Linked DNA regions of Homo sapiens: region 2 is linked to region 1. Evidence: read pairs that join two places in POLR2A ChIA-PET (ENCODE). Cell type or tissue: GM12878. All regions are shown on one strand. Links, peaks and the distances in the headings refer to the core of each region. The heading gives the core; the rest is flanking DNA. Region 1 has its middle 160 kb from the start of ZNF326. Region 2 has its middle 210 kb from the start of ZNF326.

What was found. ChIA-PET counts read pairs that join two places held together with the same protein. Peaks named below come from ENCODE experiments on the same cell type or tissue, not always from the same donor. Only the 100,000 strongest peaks of a DNase experiment are listed, where the experiment ranks them.
Region 2: POLR2A ChIA-PET joins it to region 1 with 6 read pairs; 2 of 35 experiments call an interaction of 5 or more read pairs at or near these places.

The regions. Positions count from the first base shown.
Region 1 is chr1:90,148,310-90,158,891 of GRCh38, forward strand. No RefSeq gene overlaps it. Among named protein-coding and RNA genes, the nearest start is that of ZNF326, 160 kb to the left of the region's middle. In GM12878, for the core only: no CTCF peak of the experiment used is centred there; no DNase peak of the experiment used is centred there.
Region 2 is chr1:90,195,683-90,206,264 of GRCh38, forward strand. No RefSeq gene overlaps it. Among named protein-coding and RNA genes, the nearest start is that of ZNF326, 210 kb to the left of the region's middle. In GM12878, for the core only: no CTCF peak of the experiment used is centred there; a DNase peak (open chromatin) is centred at 5,960.

The DNA.
Region 1 (10,582 bases), core at 342-4,341:
TATGACATTTTCTTTTTTCTGGTAACCAGATTATCTTTAAATTAATTGAAACGTACAGACCTTAATACAGTGCTAGCTGAAGCAAATAAATTATTTTGTTTGAATTCTAAGCATTATTTTAAAAGGGTTGGTGGATCACTTATGGGTGGGCAGCTTAACTCCTGAATTTGTAGACATCTCTAAATGGCAAGATCAAACTCAATTCATGCAATAAATAGAGAGGGTCCGTTGTTTGGGCAGCCTGAGGCACAGGTCATACAGTGATGCTGTCCATGTGGCTACTGTTACACTTCCTGAAGCCACTGATGGAGACCTGTTTTCTCCCTTCTCAACTCTGGATCAAGTTTGGTTTCTTGGGGCTGCTTAACCTATTAAAACCTGGGCCACTGCTGGGCTTGCCATGACTTTTTGCAAATTAAAAAAAGCAGACCATTTGGGGTCTACCCAGCTCAAGGTACATGAAGTGGTAAGCATAAGGTACCTTTGAGTAATGAAAGAGACACTTCTTCAACTGAGTAGTTGCAAAACTGCCAAGGCTAGTAGATTTCGCTAGTAGATTTCATCTCTCACGCACCCCTTCAGCCAGAGCCCCTTGTGCTTTTTACAAACTACAGTTTGCATATGTCAGTCCTAGATGGAATAACTACACCTACTTCTCCTGAACTCCTCTACTTGGAATAAGTGGAACCCTTGTACTTCCCTCTTTGGATTAAGCGTACTCCACTTTATTCCCTTTTTAAGGAGAATGGGAGGCGCTGTTTACATTTCCTTTGATTTTACTCATACCTTGAGTGTGTGTATCCTCTGTTTAAAGGCCCTACATTTAGACAAAAAAAGAGATATTGCTTCAAGTTCCTTTTCTTATCAGACTAACTCAGAGGAGGACGTGGCACCTGCCGTGTTTTGGGAAACCAAACTGATGGATATGCAGAATACATTCCCTGGTTTATGTGGAGCCTGGAACTGGTAAGATGTATCCCAGTGCGGAACTGAAAAATGACTCCCCCTATTGGTGGGGAAAGGCGTGAGTGATGCATTCTTCGTCAAGACTCAGATTCCTAGTGTTTATGGAAAAACACTTATCATAAACTTAGCGTTTATGATACCATACTGGGGCATGATAATAGCCACTAGACATAGCTACCCTTTACTTTGTGTCATACATTGTGCTATGCACCTATACACATTATGACAACCGATGAAGAAACTTTGCCCAAGATCATGTAGCCAGTATTTGGCAAAGCCAATAGACTGTAACCATCAAAAATTAAAATCTGGCAGGGCACGGTGGCTCACGCCTGTAATCCCAGCACTTTGGGAGGCTGAGGCAGGCGGATCACGAGGTCAGGAGATCGAGACCATTCTGGCTAACAGGGTGAAACCCCGTCTCTACTAAAAATACAAAAAAATTAGCCGGGCGTGATGGCGGGCGCTTGTAGTCCCAGCTACTCGGGAGGCTGAGGCAGGAGAATGGCGTGAACCTGGGAGGCGGAGCTTGCAGTGAGCCAAAATCGCACCACTGCACTCCAGCCTGGGCGACAGAGCGAGACTCCGTCTCAAAAAAAAAAAAAAAAAAAAAAAAAAAAAATTAAAATCTTTGTTTTTATCAGAACCTAGAATTAATTGTGCGTGGTTATATTGTAGATGCTTAATAGATATTCACTGAGTGGAGGAAGCTGGGCTTATAATGCAGGTCTATCTGACAGATTGACAGCTAATGCATTATTATATAGTCTTTACATTGTGCCTGGCTGACAGTTTTACATATATTAACTAATTTGCACTACAAACCTATGAGTTAGATACTATTATCACCAATGTACAGATGAAAAACCTGAAGCATAGAGAAGCACCTTTCCCAGGGTCCGGAAGTGGTGGAACTGGGATTTGAACCAAGGTAGTCTGTCTTTAAAGACTGTTTTTAACTAATAGCTCAATCATCTGCGTATACATTTCCTTTATATTCTCAAACTTTGGTGTATATAAGAACTGTTGTACCAGGTTGTATACATAAAAAATGTACACTGTATTTTATGGGGGAGTTAATGAATTTTCAAGGGTAAATTTAGCCTTATGAGTTAATATTAGAATTAACTTCCTCATAACATGAAACTACATTGTGTCATTTAATTCTCACAACATTGTAAGTTGGATATTTTTATCACTTAGGACTCTTTTTAAAATTTGTTTTTTATTTCAATAGGTTTTTGGGGAACTGGTGATGTTTGGTTACATGAATAAGTTCTTTGGTGGTGATTTCTGAGGTTTCAGTGCACCCACCATCACCCAAGCAGTGTACACTGTACCCAATGTGTAGTTTTTTTATCCCTCACCCACCTCCTAGCCTTTTCCCTAAGTCCCCAAAGTCCATTGTATCATTCTTATGCTTTTGCATCCTCATAGCCTAGCTCCCAATTATGAGTGAGAACATATGATGCTTGGTTTTCCATTCCTGAGTTACTTCACTTAGAATAATAGTCTCGAATTCCATCCAGGTTGCTGCGAATGCCATTATTTCGTTCCTTTTTAGGGCTGAGTAGTATTCCATTGTATATATATACCACATTTTCTTTATCCACCCATTGATTGATGGACATTTGGGCTGGTTCCATATTTTTGCAATTGCAAATTGTGCTGCTATAAACATGCGTGTGGAAGTCTCTTTTTCGTATAATGACTATTTTTCTTCTGGGTAGATACCTAGTAGTGGGATTGCTGCATCTGCTTTTAGTTATTTAAGGAATCTCCACATTGTTTTCCACAGTGGTTGTACTAGTTTACATTCCCACCAACAGTGTAAAAATGTTCCCTTTTCAGCACATCCATGCCAATATCTATTATTTTTTGATTTTTTGATTATGGCCATCCTTGCAGGAGTAAGGTGGTATCACATTGTGGCTTTGATTTGCATTTCCCTGATAATTAATGATGTTGAGCATTTTTCCAAATTGCTTATTGGCTATTTGTATATCTTCTTTCGAGAATTGTCTATTGATGTCCTTAGCCCACTTTTTGATGAGATTGTTCTTTTCATTCCGATTTGTTTGAGTTCTTTGTAGATTCTGGATATTAGCCCTTTGTCGGATGTATAGATTGTGATGATTTTCTCCCACTCTGTGGGTTGTCTGTTTAATTTGCTGATTCCTTCTTTTTGCTGTGAATAGTTTTTTAGTTTAAGTCCCATCTATTTATCTTTTTTTTTGTTGAATTTGCTTTCGGGTTTTTGGTCATGAAGTCTTTGCCTAAGCCAATGTCTAGAAGGACTTTTCTGATGTCATCTTCTACAATTTTTATGGCTTCAGTTCTTAGATTTAAGCTTTTTATCCATGTTGAATTGATTTTTATATAAGGTGAGATATGAGGATCCAGTTTCACTCTTCTACCTGTGGCTCGCCAATTATCCCAGCACCATTTGTTGAATAGGGTGTCCTTTCCCCACTTTATGTTTTTGCTTGCTTTCTTAAAGATCAGTTGGTTGTAAGTATTTGGATTTGTTTCTGAGTTCTCTATTCTGTTCCATTGGTCTACGTGCCTATTTCTTTCTTTCTTTTTTTTTTTTTTTGAGACAGAGTCTTGCTCTGTTGCCAGGCTGGAGTGCGGTGGCATGGTCTCTGCTCACTGCAACCTCTGCCTCCCCAGTTCAAGCTATTCTCCCTGCCTCAGCTTCCCAAGTAGCTGGGATTACAGGTGTCTGCCACCACACCCACTAATTTTTTGTATTTTTAGTAGAGATGGGGTTTTGCCATGTTGGCCAGGCTGGTCTTGAACTCCTGACTTCAGGTGATCCATCCGCCTCAGCCTCCCAAAGTGCTGGGATTACAGGTGTAAGCCAGTGCGCCTGGTCTGTGTGCCTATTTTTATACTAGTACCATGCTGTTTTAGTGACTATGGCCTTATAGTATAGTTCAAAGTCAGGTAATGTGATGCCACCTGAATTGTTCTTTTCATTTAGTCTTGCTTTGGCTATGAGTCTCTTTTTTGGTTCCTTATGAATTTTAGGATTGTTTTTTCTAGTTCTGTGAAGAATGATGATGGTATTTTGATGGGAATTGCATTAAATTTGTAAATTGACTTTGGCAGTATGGTCATTTTCACAATATTGATTCTACCCATTCATGAGCATGGGATGTGTTTCCATTTGTTTGTGTCATCTATGATTTCTTTGAGCAGTGTTTTGTAGTTTTTCTTGTAAAGGTCTTTCACCTCCTTGGTGAGGTGTATTCCTAATTACTTCATTTTTTTGAAGCTATTATAAAAGGAGTTAAGTTCTTGATTTGATTCTCGGCTTGGTTGCTTTTGGTGTATAGCAGAGCTACTGATTTTTGTACATTAATTTTGTATCCTAAAATTTTGCTGAATTCATTTACCAGTTCTAGGAGCTTTTTGGATGAGTCTTTAGGGTTTCCTAGGTATAAGATCATATCATCAACAAACAGTGACAGTTTGACTTCCTCTTTACTAGCTTGGATGCCCTTCATTTCTTTCTCTTGTCTGATTGCGCTGGTTAGGACTTCCAATATGTAGTAGCCCATTCTTATGCTGCTAATAGACACAACTGAGACTGGGTAATTTTTAATGGAAAGAAGTTTAGTTGACTCACAGCTCAGCATGGCTGGGGAGGCCTCGGGAAACTTACAATCATGGCAATAGAGGAAGCAAACATGTCCTTCTTCACATGGCAGCAGCAAGGATAAGTGCTGAGCAAAAGTGGGAGAAGCCCCTTATGAAACCATCAGATCTTGTGAGAACTCACTCACTATCACAAGAACAGCAGCATGGGGTTGACAGCCCCCATGATTCATTTACCTCCCACTGGGTTCCTCCCATGACACATAGGGATTATGGGAACTACAATATAATATGAGATTTGGTTGGGGACACAGCCAACACATATCATTCTGCCCTGGCCCCTCTCAAATCTCATGTCCTCACATTTCAAAACATAATCATGCATTCCCAACAGTCCTGCAAATTCTTCACATTCTGGCATTAACTCAAAAGTCCAAGTCCAAAGTCTCATCTGAGACAAGGCAAGTCCCTTCCACCTATGAGCATGTAAAATCAAAAGCAAGTTAGTCACTTCCTAGATACAATGGGGTGTACAGGCATTGGGTAAATACAGCTGTTCCAAATGGGAGAAATTGGCCAGAACAAAGGGGCCGCAGGCCCCATGCAAGTCCGAAATCCAGTAGGGCAGTCATTAAAACTTAAAGTTCCAAAATGATCTCCTTTGACTCCATGTCTCACATCCAAGTCACGCTGATGCAAGAGGGGGGCTCCCACAGCCTTGGGCAGCTTTGCCCCTGTGGCTTTGCAGGATATAGCCCCCTTCCCGGCTGCTTTTATGGGATGGCATTGAATGTCTGTGGCTTGTAGGTTTTCTGCTGAGAAATCTGCTGTTAATCTGATAGGTTTTTCTTTATAAGTTATCTGATGCCTTTGCCTCACAGCTGTTAAGATTCTTTCCTTCATCTTGACTTTAGATAATCTGATGACTATGTGCATAGGCAATGATCTTTTCGCAATGAATTTACCAGGTGTTCTTTGGGTTTCTTGTATTTAGATGTCTAGATCTCTAGCAAGGCCAGGGAAGTTTTCCTTGATTATTCCCTCAAACATATTTTCCAGACTTTTAGATTTCTCTTATTCCTCAGCAACACCAATTATTCTTAGGTTTGGATGCTTAACATAGTCCCAAACTTCTTGGAGGGTTTGCTCATTTTTAAAAATTCTTTTTTCTTTGTCTTTGATAGATTGGGTTAGTTTGAAAGCCTTGTCTTTGAGCTCTGAAGTTCTTTCTTCTGCTTATCTGATTATATTGCTGAGACTTTCCAGTGCATTTTGCGTCTTTCTAAGTGCATCCTTGATTTCCAGAAGTTGTGATTGGTTTTATTTATGCTAGCTATTTCACTGAAGATTTTTCCTTTCATATCCTGTATCATGTTTTCAATTTCTTTAATTTGGAGTTCACCTTTCTCTGGTACCTCCTTCATTAGCTTAATAACTGACCTTCTGAATTCTTTTTCTGGCAATTCAGATATTTCATCTTGGTTTGGATCCATTGTTGGTGAGCTGGTGTGATCTTTTGGGGGTGTTAAAGAACCTTGTTTTTTCCTATTACCAGAATTGTTTTTCTGGTTCCTTCTCATTTGTGTAGACTATGTCAGAGGGAAGATCTGGGACTCAGGGCTGCTGTTCAGAATATTTTGTCCCACAAGGTGCTCTCTTGATGTGGTGTTCTCTCCCTTGGGATGGGCTTCATGAGAGCCAAACTGCAGTGATTGTTTTGCTTTTCTGGGTCTAGTCATCTAGAGGTGCTACCAGGCTCCAGGCTGGTACTGGGGAGTGTCTGCAAAGAGTCCTGTGATGTGATTCATCTTCAGGTCTTTCATCTGTGGATACCAGCACCTGCTCTGGTGGAGGTAGCAGGGGAGTGAAGTGGACTCTGTGAGGGTCCTTGTTTGTATTTTTGTTTAGTGCACCAGTTTTGTGTTGGTTGGCCTCCAGCCAATAGGTGGCACTTTCAAGAGCACATCAGCTCTGTTTTTATAGGGAGGATCAGGTGGTAGGTGGGGCTATAGAGCTCCCAAGAGATTGTCCTTTGTCTTTCACAACCAGGAAGAGTAGAGAAAGATCATCAGGTGGGGGCAGGGTCAGCCGTGTCTGAACTCAGACTCTCCTTGGGTGGGGCTTGCTGTGACTGCTGTGAGAGATGGGGGTGTAGTTCCCAGGCCAATGGAGTTATGTTCTCGGGGGATTATGGCTGACTATGCCGCATCACGCAGGTCACCAGGGAAGTAGGGGAAAGCTGGCAGTCACAAGCCTCACCCTGCTTCCATGCAGCCCGCAGTCCTAAAGGCTGGTCTCACTCCCACTGTGCCCCCCAACAGCACTGAGTCTATTTCCAGGCATCTGGAGAGGAGGGCTGAGAACTTGCTCCAGACCACCAGCCTCATCATTGAGCAAGCAAGCAGTCTCATAGTTTTTCAGAGTCTCGGGGAGCCTGCAGTGATTATTCAGTTCCTTCAAAGGGTCTGTGGATTCTTTCAACTTTCCTGGTATATTGCTGTGCTAGTTCTTGGAGCAAAAGTTCACTATGTGAGTCTCCACATGCTGCTCTGTCTGTCCAAGTGGGAGCTGCAAGTTAGTCTTGCCTCCTATTCTCCATCTTCATCCAGGGAGTCTCACTTAGAACTCTTAATTGAAAGTTATAGGAACACATTGGTACTAGTTTAAGCAAATGAAGTTACTTTTTTCTCCATGAAAATGTAAAAATCAGATTTACTGAGATATAATTTACTTACAGTAACGTTCATCATTTGTAGTGTACAGGTCTGTGTTTTGATAAACCCATACAGTTTTGTAGGCTCCACCACAATCAAGATATAGAACATTTCTGACACCTCAAAAGTTCCCTTATGGGCTGGGCTCAGTGGCTCACACCTGTGTTCCCAGCACTTCAGGCAGCCAAGGCAAGTGGATCACTTGAGCCCAGGAGTTTAAGACCAGCCCGGGCAACATGGTGAAACCCTGTCTCTATAAAAAATACAAAAATTAGCCAGGTGCAGTGGCTCATGCTTGTAGTCCCACCCACTTGGCAGGCTGAGGTAGGAGGATCACTTGATCTTGGGAGGTGGAGGTTGCAGTGAGCCAAGATCACACCACTGCACACCAGCCTGGGCAACAGAGTGAGATCATGTCTCAAAAAAAAAAAATGTCCCTTATGCTCTGTGATGGTTAATATTGAGTGTCAGCTTGATATTAACAAGTCCAAATTCATAAGGAAGAAATTGATTGGCCCGAGTTGAGTCAGGTGACCCATCCCCAAATACTACTCACCTGCCCTACCTCAAACAAGTCTACAGTGTCCAGAATGATGAGGGTTGAGTGGACTGGACTCTAACTGTCCCAGCTTGGGTCAAATATAGGTCTTGGTACAATCAAACCAAAACTGCAGAGTCATGAGTACAAAAATAGTTGCTGATGACTCAGTACTATCACCAGGTGGATAAGGTGTGGTGGAGAGAAAGGTCTTCAAAAAGGAGGGAGGAGACAGGGCCACATTATGACTTTTGTGGGCCCTTGTCACTTAACCCCTTGAGACCTTGAAGGGAGCTTCATAAAATATTAAAAACTATATTTTATGATTGCTTTGATATAGTGATGAATATAATCCAGGCTAGATTAAATTACTCTTTTCTTCTGACTTTAAAAGAATTTTAATTTTTTTTGTCTCCTTTAGGTATTGTGGGCTGTAGGTACTGTGCCTTCTGTGCCTAATAGATAAGTCAGTGCTAAGCAGAGAAGAAATAGGATAAGTATTTACTAAACACTATCATTCCAATTTTTACAAACACAGAAACTGATGCTCAGTGAGGTGATCATGGAATACCTAGTAGGTCTTTTGATTCCAAGACCTGTGTTTCTTCAGTGTGGCACATGAAAGAGATTTCAAGTTACGCTCTATCTAGCACAACCCCTTCAGGCTAATTGGCTGTGCTCTTCAGTGGTGTCAGGAGTAGATAGACTTTCTTGGTCTCAGCTCTCTCCATCCTGTCAGTTATTTTCGGATTCTAATTCCTCTCTTGACCCCCTCCTTTGGCCCCCCACCTCCTCACTGCTGGAAGAACTATGTCTTCTCTCCATGCTTGCCTGAAGTGCAGAGGCTGGAGAGCTAGTGTTCTGGATGAGATTGAGGCTGCACAATCAGACGTTCCTGACTGAGGCTGGGAAGGCAGGAGTGGAGCCCTGTGAGCCAGAGTCAAGTCTCTGCTGGCCCACGGCATGGGGAGCATTTAGCTTTCCTGCTGAAGCAGAGGTCCCAGTGCCCTGGCCCTGGCCCTTAGGGCTTTGACTGGCAGAGAGTAGGGCATCCACCTTGCTGGGTCAATTGTGGTAGAGGCAACATGGCTTTGGAGTCAGCTACTTAGCAGCCACTTCCTTGTTCTCCAGGTTTCTAGTTCCCCAGCTTCCTGGGGGTGGGCAGCAGAAGCTCCCTTGGAGCTCCTGGCCTGAGATAGGACTGACTTTGGGATTATTTTTTGAAGGTTAGTATGGAGTTTCTCAGTCCTCCAGTGAGTTTGTAAATCATTTCTGTCAGGAAAACCAATTATAATGAATTATGTTATCTCCAACTAGACTGTGCTTGAAGTGTGATGGCCACACAGGGGTGGTGAATTAGATCAGCGACATAGGAAGGGCTTTCCAGGCAGGGTCATGGCATGTTCTGTGGCATTGATCAGTTTTGAAACTAAGTCAAGGACTGTGTTTGGTCAGGATCTAAGGCTGTGAGGAGCCCTCACAGTGCAGCCCATGGTGAGCAGTTCTTATAAGAATCTCACCAAACAAACAAGTCAACTAACTGAGAACTTACCAGCTGAGCTTGGATGCACCCACATCTGTGCAGAGCCGATTCATATCTTCCCTCCCTCCCTCCCTCCCTCCTTTCTTTCCTTCCTTCCTTCCTTCTTCAAAATCAATCCGAGTTTCTGTTCCATTTACAGATATGTGCCATTCTATAAAACTTTCAAATAAATAGATATTCTCAAAATGTTCACATAACATGGTCCCATCTTACCAGGAAGGGATCTGCATTTCTTTAAAGGTTAAATGTTGAAGCAGGCCAGTCCTTAGATAAAACAAACTGGGAATTACTAATGCCAAATTCACAGTACACCAATTTAACATTAAGTGGCCATCAACCTGATCTTGAACAAGAACTGACCTGCATAGAAGCCGAATTTTTCTGCTGGGTCGGAAGGGACAGTGTGTTCAGACCAGGCTTTAGCCAGGGATCTGTATGTAGAGACCATTCCCTACTGTTGTAATGGCCTGGTCAGGTAGAGGTAGCATGAATTATTCATGCAAAGAAGACAAATTAGAGTTAGAACCAGGTGCTCTGCTTTCCCTAGTGAGGACTCTGCCAATCATGATAAAGAAGGAACTCTCACTCAATCAAGCCACAGCCTACTGTTGTATGTGCTTAACCCAGTTTCCCTAACTGGGCTTGGAAATGGATTAGTGGATGATGAGCTTGTTTTAAAGGTGATGTAGTCTTCAAGAGAGAGGGAGAGTTACTTCCACTAGTGGTTTTAAAATTGAAATGCAAAGTTCAAAATGAATTGCTTTAATAGCATTTGCCATGAAATGCCTGTTAAATAATGTTACGCTCATTTTGGAGAAGTTGCTGTTGCTTTCAAGGTGTAAAAACTACTAATTCAGACGTATTTTCAGACCAGAGCATACCTTTCTGGGGACCCATCGTTTTAGGTCCCTAAAATGGAAGAACTGCAAAGGACTTAGTAATTTGGTTGGTCAGATTTGTCAAAGTTACTCCTAGGCCACTGTGCCTTGGGAATGTGAACAAACTAGTTATTATTAGAGACTTAAGACTAGGTGTGATAAAAGGAAACAATCTCATCATGCCTGCTTTTCAGCAACCCCAGGGCGTCCATCTCCAGGATGAGTGGTCCTGACTGAAAATTGTGAGGGGATATGGTGAAGGTTTAGAAGTCACATCCGTGCCACTAAACAGGTCTATGTGATGATCTTCCTGCTCTGCATTCTTATCTGTTCTTCAAAT
Region 2 (10,582 bases), core at 3,733-7,732, 51 kb after region 1:
ACCTCAGGTGATCTGCCCGTGTCAGCCTCCCAAAGTGCTGGGATTACAGGCGTGAGCCACTGTGCCCAGGCTTGTCTTTCCATTTTTTATATTGCATCTCTATAGAAAACAAACAGTAATTTGGAGAAGGCAGTTGAGAAAGTTCCCAAGAACATAGAGGAAAAGGATAGTGATAATTTTCCTTATTCTTGCCTCTAATGCAGATTTTCTACTGGAAGATTCCATTTTAGATGTCCTGCCCTTTTTCCCTAGTTTCCTTTTCAGCTCTTCCTTTGCTTCATAGTATTCTACCCCATGTATCCCTGCCTTGGTTTCATGAAGGACTAGCAAATATTTTCCAGTATTTTAAAAATTTTCCTGTAGAAACATTTTTGAGCTGTGATCTGAATATTCTGGGATATACCTTTTTTTGGTATAGAGTTTGTTTTCTCACAATCCCCAGTACTTTCCCCTTTCTCATTTTCTAAGCACTGGGGGGGCATCCATCCAAATGAGGCATTTGCCACTAGATTGGGAGGTTCGTGAGCAGGCCTAAAGCCCCTCATTGTTCACTTGGGTGAAAACACTTTGGACTGTTAGAGTCACATGGCTACGGGTGGAGGGCCGTCTGCTGGGCTCAGCCTCTGGCCTTGTGGAGGATGGGGTCCCTGGCTGTGTTGGAGAGTGGGGAGGAGGCTGCAGTGGTTCCTGTGACATGGTAGATCCTAAAAGTCAATGCACTTCCATGTGTCTTCTCCCACAACTTTTCCTGACTCCTTCCTTGCCTTTCTGCAAGGGAGAAAAGTCTCCCTTCTTTTCTGCAGGAGACTCTATATCCCAAGATGCGAGATTCTGCCATTTAATCCTTCAGACTCATGTGCTGCCTCCATAGGAATGATGTCAAGCAGGCATTGCTGGGCAGCAGTTATTTCTGGAAGCTCAGGGGGCAATCCAATGCCACTGAAGGGTGGCCGGAGACTTTCTTGGTCAATGCACCTTTCTTGATTAGTGCACCCTGGGGTTGGGAGCAGACACTGGGATCAAAGTCCTTCTCTATCATTTTCAAGGTCCTCCATATTGTTTGGATTCAAAAGATACTATGTGTACATCCTAAGAGTGTGCTTTTAAATCTATCCTCACTTATTTTAGCAGTTAGTGGAGCCTCCTCCTTGAACATCGCCTATGATTACCTGTCATGATCAGCTTTCAGGGCTGTTGCCAATTTTTGTCCTTTTGTGAATCTTTTTGATTACTTGGATCAGAAGTTGAAGAGTGAATGGGCATTACAGGCATTGCTCTATGCCCCCGTCTTTCTCCTGGAGTCCTGTCTCCTGTATTGAAAAGAGTCAGTGAGAGGAGAGTAAAAGTCTGATCTTGTTTCTCTTATTTTCTTGTCTAAAAGTTTTTGTTAAAATTGTGTCATTTACTAGAAAAACAATGTCCTTTCTCTCTAATCTCCTCTCATTTGCTGTTTTGAATTTGAATTTTTGTCCTCATTTTCAGTTGTGAGCCGTAATCTCTTCCTAGTAATTCTGAATCGGTGTTAACAGAGTGGCTAATGCACTGATAAGCAGCTGATTTAGAATCAGAAGGTCAAGGGTGGAATCATCTCGCAGTTGCCATGATTTCTCTTTTCCTCAGTATATTGGAACAGGGACCATTTCACATTTTTCTTCCTACCCTGCTTGCCTAGCACGGTACCTGGCACAAAGTAATAGGTCAAGACACGTAGAATAAATACTCCTTCTAGGCACTCTCTTTACAGGTGGCCTTTTTTAAAATTTTTTTCTGTCCTGGAGATTTATCCCATACTATTTGCATCCTGGAGTCTCTGTGGCCCTAATTATTCTTCTCATTCAAAGCTCTTCTGGAAGCTGACTTCTGTAAAATCTGCCCCTTCCATGGGGAAGGGGGATGGAGAGAAAGAAGATAAAGGAGAAGAGACTAAAGGAAAAATACAGGAAGAAGAGAGGAAGCTGTGCATTCCTTTATACAAACGCCTCTCCTCAGTGACAGTTTAAGCTGTTGTTACCTTTGAAAAAAATCATCCCTGTTTATAACCATTAATAAGTGATGGCCATAAACTACAGAGCAACGAGAGCACCAGTAAGGTTTGAGGAGCAAGATTGAAAGCCATCTCGACAGAAAGTCAACTGCATCATTTTTAAGTGAGCACAGCTCCAAGCAACAGCAGATATTTAACAATTAATAGTGGGTAGATAAAATGCCCCACTGCTCTGCCCGAATATGACCTGGACACTTATAAGCAGAGATGGAAACCATTCGGGGGACTTAGAAATTCTGGTCTTTGACCTACAGGTCTGTAATGTATCAGCCAAACTTTTACATGATGATACATTTGTTTGTATAATACAGAGTGAGGTCAGGTGGGACCATCCCTTCCAGCTACTTAAAATGTCAAAGGCCAAATTCTGCACTATGATGAGCAGTTATCAGAACTCCTAGCCCAGCCTGTCAATAGATTCTTGCCTCCTTCTGTTTTTTTTTTTTGTTTGTTTGTTTTTTAAAGCAACATATAGTTGTTTACCAGCTGCATACTATTACTAGATTCCAGCCTCTTTGCTTTTACATCTATAGGTTTGGTCAATTATTGCAATAGCTTTTTGGTCTTGCTAAGAAAAGCCATTTAAATTTTTCAAGATTTCCACAGACAGGTAGTGATTAGAATATATTGTCAAATCCCTTCTTTTTTTTTTTTTTTTTTGTCACATAGCTCACCTGCCAACTTGTTCTTGTTAATTCATCTCTTCCAGCTTATGCTTGTTTCTACACTTAGTTGTGGGAAGATGAGGTGACTGAGCCTGAATAGGAGATAGCAGCGGTAGCTGAAGCAAGATGAAAATGAACGATATTTTCAAATCCTAAGCAAGGCGGCAGAGGCCAATAATTACATTAAAAAGGCCCTCTGTAGGTAGGTGCAAATAGGCTAGTCTAAACAAGTGCCGCTGTTTTAATATGGGCTGTTGGAGAGATGTCATTACCTGACGAGACTGCCACCTTTCACCTCTAGCCATTGTGATCCGTTAGGTCTCACTAACGGGGAGCGTGAGGAACTTGTTTGCAGGGGATTTGTTGTCTCACGCTCAGAGGCAGCTGAGAGACTTGCCAAATGACAGGAAGACGCTTACATTCACAAGGTGTGATTGCCTAAGTGTTTGTCTGTGTCTAATTAGTTTGCCTTTGCTGGTTGGTAGCTCCACAGCAAGGAGGCAGATTGACTCTGCAGGCTGTAAGCAAAGAGGGTTGATTGGTGTTGTTATCATTTGTTTATTTAACCCTCCCTCAAACCAGGAAATCTTCTTTAAAGAAAAGCCTTTTCTGCTGCCTCTGAAAAAGGCATTAAAAAAAAAGAAAGAAAAGAGAAAAAGAAAGAAAGCAGCTGCCACCAAGGCTGAGGTTGTTACGCTGTCCCCTTTATCGCGTACTGGTAACAGGCAAGTCCACTGGTCACAGATGCTCTTTGTTCAAGAGAACACGCACAACGTTTTGCTCGGAGATGATGGACTTGATGCTCACATCCTTTAGACTGAGGAGGAGAAGATTAATTTGAGACCAATGCTGCTTTTTCTCTCTTCAATTTTATAAACAACAGAGGAAAGAAAAGCAGTGGTCTGGGCCCCTGCTGCTGCTGCCTTCTAGAGCTGCACACACCCTGCAGAAATATGTGCCGAGAAGTTAATTTAAAGCGGGGAATTTGGCTTGAGTCTCGTTGGTTGCCTTCCTGATGTGCATCGGTGGGTCTGCCATAACAACTACTGTTGACAGACATTCCTGGGCCTTAAATCTTTTGGGTTTGGGGTGCCCTTTTAGATCAGGCCCTAGGGAAGCCATGCCCCCTTCCTTACCCCATGTGCACTTGTCCTCAAAGCTGCCTCAAATGTGAGCCAGAGCTCAGGGGATCATTACTTCAGGTAGGTTTTTACAAGCGATCAGGTTTCCCAAGGACACAGCTTAACATCAGTTCATACCCTCAGATATTTGTTTGGCTAGCAAAGATGATACAAGAATTGTTATTTTCTTTTTATGGGTTTGCTTTTTCCAATATGTGTGAGCTCCTCATTAAGGCATCCTGCCTTATTAACCTAACACAGTAACCAGCACTAAGTAGGTCCTGAGTAAACACATCCTGAATAAATGAGCAGGGTTATAGGAATCAACAATCATATTCACTTATATTTTATTTTTCAGCTCAATTTCTTCAAATGTTCTTTGTTACCTGTTAGAGGACATGGTGTGCCTCCTGTCCCCCAGGACAGATTACAATAATAGCTAACTTTTATTGAGTGTCTACTATGTCCCAGGCACTGCAATAACTTTATATATACCATCTAATTTAATCCTCACAGTAACCCTCTGGGCCAGGTGCTATCGTCATTTCCATTTTATAGATGAGTACACCAGGTCTCCATGACTCTAAGTAACCTGTCCAAGGTCATACAGCTGCCACATGGTGGACCCAAGACTTAAATGTAGTTCTGCCTGACTTGGAAATCTGTGCTTATAACTAGAAAGGATATTCCTTATGGCTCTGTGTGTGCACTGAGGGCCATGTGGCAATCGTGACAACCCAACCACAAAGAAAGGCAAGAACAAAGCTCAGAGAGAGTGAATTGTGTGCTACGGCACATTGCTAGAGTCAACAAGGGTCAAGCTAATGTATGAAGCTCATGATTTAGAGTAAGTGGGGACACTTTTGTGAAATGTATTCATCATTCTGCGAGCTCTGAGTATAGCATGACTTTTCTGGGGAATCTGAGACATCTCATGAAATCAAGGGAGACTTCTCAAAGAAATCATGGTTTTATTGTTACTGCCATATTTATTTGCTCCCTACTTATAGCTTATACTTTTTAACAGGCATATTTTGGAGAGGAAGCGCTAGCACACAAAAAGCCACAGGCCAGAAACAAAGCCAATAAGCCCCAAAGGAATGACAGAAATGGAGTGTGGTGGGCAGAGGGAGTAAGCAGTGTTTGTCTGAGGAATGAAATGGCACTATTAAAAGGGTGGACATTGAGCGGGAGGCAAAGGAGCAGAACAGCAAATGGCAGAAGAAATGTCAGGGCATCCAGGAGTTCAAAGTCCCTCTCATGTTAATGTTGCCACCGAGAGAGGGCCTAGGCATTGCTCTTACCCTCTTAGCCGTGTCCTTGCTGCACTTAGGAATTCACATTTCACAGCAAGCTCAGTCTCCTCAGTCCTCACTTCTTGCAAGAACTGTTTGCACAAGATTAGAGAAATAAGTATAATTCAAGAAGAAAATAAATAACAAATATGCATACGAAGCCTTGCCAAATCTCCATGGGAGGCAACAGGAAGTTTTCTTGTAGCTCCTCTCTTTGTAGTCCTCTCTGCTGAGCTGCCGCTGGCCACTAGAATGTGCCTTCATCATTGAAATCAGTGGGCTGTCCCCAGAATGCTGGATCACCTGGCAGGGGAACAGGGGTGAAGACAGCTGTTCTATTTCTGCTACTACTGTCACCCACTTCTTTGGGCAACCATGCCATATCATTTGCTCACTTGATAGTCTTGGAATTTTAGAGGTGGATTCTTACATGGTTTGGTGTCTAGTTCCTTCAGCCCAAGGGCAAGCTCGGGGTAAGAGATGTCTGGAATGATAGTGTCATTTATTTTGTGTATACTTATTTTATATTATTTTTAAAATAATTCATTTTAGAGCATTTGTAGTGTTAGTCCATAACTCATAGGAAAGTAAAAAGCAAAACCAAATAACAAAAACTTTTTCTTCACCACAGATAGTTTGAAAAGCACTCATTTGGAGTACTTCTAAGTCTTTGCAGGGTTGGAGAAAGGAAAAATTTTCAGATCTTTTCTTCTATCTCTCTCTCTATCTCTCTATCCCTATCTGTGTGTGTGTGTGTATTTTTCTGTACTATTGGAATGTATTTCCTCCCCTGACCTAGCTGCCTTCTTTTGTTTATACATACAAGCATGCGCACACACACACACTCACACGCACACATACACACATCAGCATTCACTGTTACCTGACTCATTAGGCTTAAGATTTGACTTTCACTTTCTCTAACAATCGACCAAATGAATCCACGGCTATAGTAATCTTTCTTTGTTTATTTCAATGCCTTTCTTAGGAATGAATCAAAGTACTATTTGTTGCTGGGTGCAGTTGCTTCTGCCTGTAATCTCATCTACTTGAGAGGCTGAGGCAGGAGGATCGCTTGAAGCCAGTAATTTGAAACCAGCCTGGGCAATGTAGTGAGACCCACACAAAAGAAAGGAAGAAAAGAAGAAAGAAAGAGAGACAGAGAGAGAGACAGAGAGGAAGGAAGGAAAGAAGGAAGGAAGAGAGAGAAAGAGGAGGGAGGGAGGGAGGAAGGAAGGAAGGAATGAAAGAAGGAAGGAAGGAAAGAAGGAAGGAAGGAAGAAAAGAAAAGCAAATGTAAAAAATTGTGTTAAATTGTGATTATTTTATATGAAAAGGAGCCTGTTTAGCATACATATAAAACTGGCAGGTTGCCAAAATAAAAAAAGCTGCCCGGACACCTCTAAATGGGTCAATGAACCATAAAAAAAAATCTCTGGAATAAACAGAGGGAAGAAACCCAGTCCAGTCTCCTGCCACCATAACCTGAGACTGTATTTTCCAAGTTGAGTGAATTTCATTCATTAACTTACTCAATAAACATTCATTAAACAGCCAATCTAAGATGAGAAGTGAGTTCCAGCCCATTGTTTTCATAAGTGCCTCCAGACTTCATGGTGGTTCTCTAGAATTTTCTTTCTTCTTGAGAAGACACATCATGTGGTCTCCTCCCAACCCAAGCCAAGACTGGCAGAATCCACAGCTGATTCCTGAGCTGTTGGGGAATACAGAAGTTTTAGTAGGGTATTGAAGAAGAATGCCTGTGGACTGCCTATGACCTATGAATGAATGAATCATGAATAGTCTTAGGCAAGATACAAGGGTTTGTGAGTTAGAGTTGACAGTGGGCTAAGAGGTGACCTTGGAAGGTAGTTGGGAGCATGAGCTCTGGGTAGAAGTGGGGTTTAAGGGTTTGTAAAGGGAAAGTCTATATTTTATTCTGCATACTTTTGGTAAGTGCTTATTTGCCAGATCCTGATCTAAGTGCTTTACACACATTATCTTATCATCCTGACCACACAACAACCCCGTGAAGTAGGCATTATTGTTATACCTAGTTTACAAAGAAAAGAATGGAGACCTGGGGAGCTCACACAGCAGAAGAATGATGGGGAAGGATACAAGCCCAGACTATCTGACCTGAGCGTCTAAGTCCAGGGCCAGTGCTTCTCAGTCTTTAACACACATAAGAATCATTTGAAACACTTATTAAAACACAGATTCCTGGACTCCAGCCCTAGAGATTCTGACCATCAGTATGTCTAAGTGGGATCCAATGTTTAGCATTTCTAACTAGCTCCCTGGTGACGCTGATGCTGCTGGTCCTTGGACCACACTTGGTGTTATTGTGAGGCCCATACTGTTAACCATGAAGGCTGTCTCTAACCTTCATCTCTCTACCTCCCCTCTATTGCTCTTCCAGCACAGAGGGCACTAACCCTGCTGCAATTGACTGAATGTTTGTTCCTCCCCAAATTCACATGTTGAAATCCTAACTCCCAATATGATGGTTTTAGGGAGTGGGGCCTTTGGGAGGTAATTAGATCATGAGGGCAGAGCCTTAAGAATGGAATTAGTGCCTTTATAAAAGAGACCCCAGAGAGCTCTCTTGCCTTCTTCCTGCTATGTGAGGATATAATAAGTCGGTAGTCTGCAATCTAGAAGAACCTCACCATGCTGGCACCCTGAACTCGGAATTCCAGCCTCCAGAATTCATGAGAAACAAATTCCTGTTGTTTATAAGCCCTCAAGTCTAATGTGCTTTGTTATAGCAGCCTAAGCTGACTAAAACCACTGCTTAGTTCTTTAGGTTTGCAAACCCAAGTCTCATCCTGGCTACTTCTCTAGTAAATCCAGCGGTGAAAATTTCACAATACCTTTGTCTTTGTGTGTGCTGGGGAGGTAGAGGTCCAGGCAAAATAGAATTCATTGCTTTGTGTTCCAAGTTACTGATCCAAGTAAACACATTTTGTACCCTGCACTAACCTTACCTAATGCAAAGCAAGGCATCCAAGAACTGCTGGGGTTCCTGTGGGAACTGGCATCTCAGGAACTGCTTTCCAGCCTGCCCACTGGGTATGGGCCACCACAACACTACTAACAGCACACGTATGGACACCAATGATTAATCTTGTAAATAACTTTGTAAAATACTCCTGCATGTGGCTTAAACATTGCTTGTAGCTCCTCACCACCGGAGAGTTTGTGGATCCCCAGAGTGTACATTTCAAGGTTCAATTTTCATTCCCTTTTTCTTCTGAAATAAACAGATTGAATTGGCTTCTTGCAGTGTGTCACCAGGTCTTTCCATCCAGAAGTCTGCAGAGGCTTTGCAAAGCCCCTCCCAAAGGAATGAATTCTGCAGTCCTGGCAGGAGGAGATGGTTTGAGCCCTGACTCAGCACCACCTGCCTCTTACTCTTCTGGGTTTTCAATCCCTCTGCTGCTAAGCCCTGAAGAATATGCTGACCTCCCTTCCTGGAGGTGCTGCAGGGATGGTAAATAAGCAGAGCACCTGAGAAACACCAAGTGCTGCCCAAGAATGTGTGATGACCTTACATCATGCCACCATGGCTGCCCCTGCCTCGGCTGCCCTGCAATAAAGGAAAGTACAATAAATCACACCCATACAGACACAGTAAGGAGTTCATGTTCCTCCAGCCATTCTTTCTAGTGTGTCGGGGTAAAGCCTTTCCACAGACAGGGAAGGACAGTATTTTCTTATAAAAATCAAAGAACACACAAAACAAACAACACATAGAAGAATATGGTAATTTTCATTTAGTGTATAAAGAGCCTAACTCAAGTTCAAGGGTACTTCTTTTCCAGTCTACAGATTGCATTATAAGTATATCAGGAAAAAATGTACGTCCTGGTGAAGGAATGGGGGGTGACAAGTGCAGAGAATCAAACACACCTGCAGTAATGGGCTGCCTCCCCCAGACTCAGTCGATTTGTTGTTTGATTAATTTCCTTGATATGCCTTTACTTAAAAACATTTATTGAGCATTTGTTATGTTCCTAGCGCTGGGCTAAGCCCTGGGAATTCAGGAATAAAAACAGCACAGCCTCTGTTCTTAAAGTGCTCTAGCTTGGATGGAGCATACAGACAAGTAGAAAGAGGAAGCAGAAACCACTGTGCTGAGGCTCACACATAAGACCTGGTGTTGTGGGAGACTCCCTTCCATCTGGGGGAGCTTGGGGGCTGAATATGTGAATTCTGAGGTTGAAACTTTCTTTCCTGGATCTTGAACCAGAAAATAGACTTGTGTACGCTAGGCCTGTAGTGAATTCCTAACATGACCCTGGTACACAGGGAGGAAAGGTTTCCTCACTTCACACTGTTGTGGCATTTAAGTAACTGGCAGAACTGCTGGGTACATGCTCTGACCACTGGGAATGGACTTCAACATGGTGCTGGGTATTTAAAATACATTTATTGTTGTCAAGGCCTTTTTAAATGTGTGGGGTCCCACTGAGGGCTTAGAAGGCCTGGAGAATGGAAAAGATTGGGAAAATGAGAGGAAAAAAAGACTGAGTGGGTATTGGGAATAAAAAGCCTGAAGAGTCAGAGATGGGATATGGAATCTGGGGACTAAGGTAGCCATGCACCCATAATTTACTGCATGAGATCACCTCCTGTGAAAATAGCTGCAGGCTAAGGAAAGTGGTCATCTCCTTAGAGTGCTGGGAGGAGATGCCCCCGTCCCCATCACTCATGGTATAGGGTACTGAACAGGTTATGTAATTACTCTCTGATACCCACCAGTGTTTCTCAAGGCATGATACTGAGATCCCTTCCCCACCCCCATTAACTGAATCACCAGTTGCCTGACACAAATACAGATTCCTAGGCCCACTCACTCTAAAACCAGTGGTTAAGTTTTGGGTGGGGCAGGGACCTTGGAATCTATATTTTAATGAACACAAGGTGATTCTAACACTTCCTGAAATCTGAGAGCTACTGATTTGGTATAGCTACCATTAGCTATTTTATATGATTTTGTGATTGAATCATGAAATGTTAGCCATCCAAGGCAAAAGATCCTTATAAATACAAGAACATCATTAGGTCTCTAGTATTACAATTGTTCTGATGTGGGTATCTTCAAAAATGATTTCAGTGGGCTTGTTAGAAAATTCTTTCCATCACAGTCATTGTTCTGTCTGCTAGTAAAATATACTCCTGTGATTTTTGCTGATAATAGCCATTCTTTTTCTGATTTCCTGTAGGTACAGCCACATCATGGGAAGAGCTCAGCCTTTAGAATCAGGCCAAGTTGGGCTATGTCCTAGCTCTGCCACTTACAAACTGTGGGACTCAGACATGGAATTTCCCTCTCTGTCCCTTAGTTTTCTCATCTATAAAATGGCAACCATAATGCCTACTTTGTAAGGCTATTGGGAGAATTAAGAGTTCATCTGACAGTGTCTGGCACATAGGCACTTGACAAATATT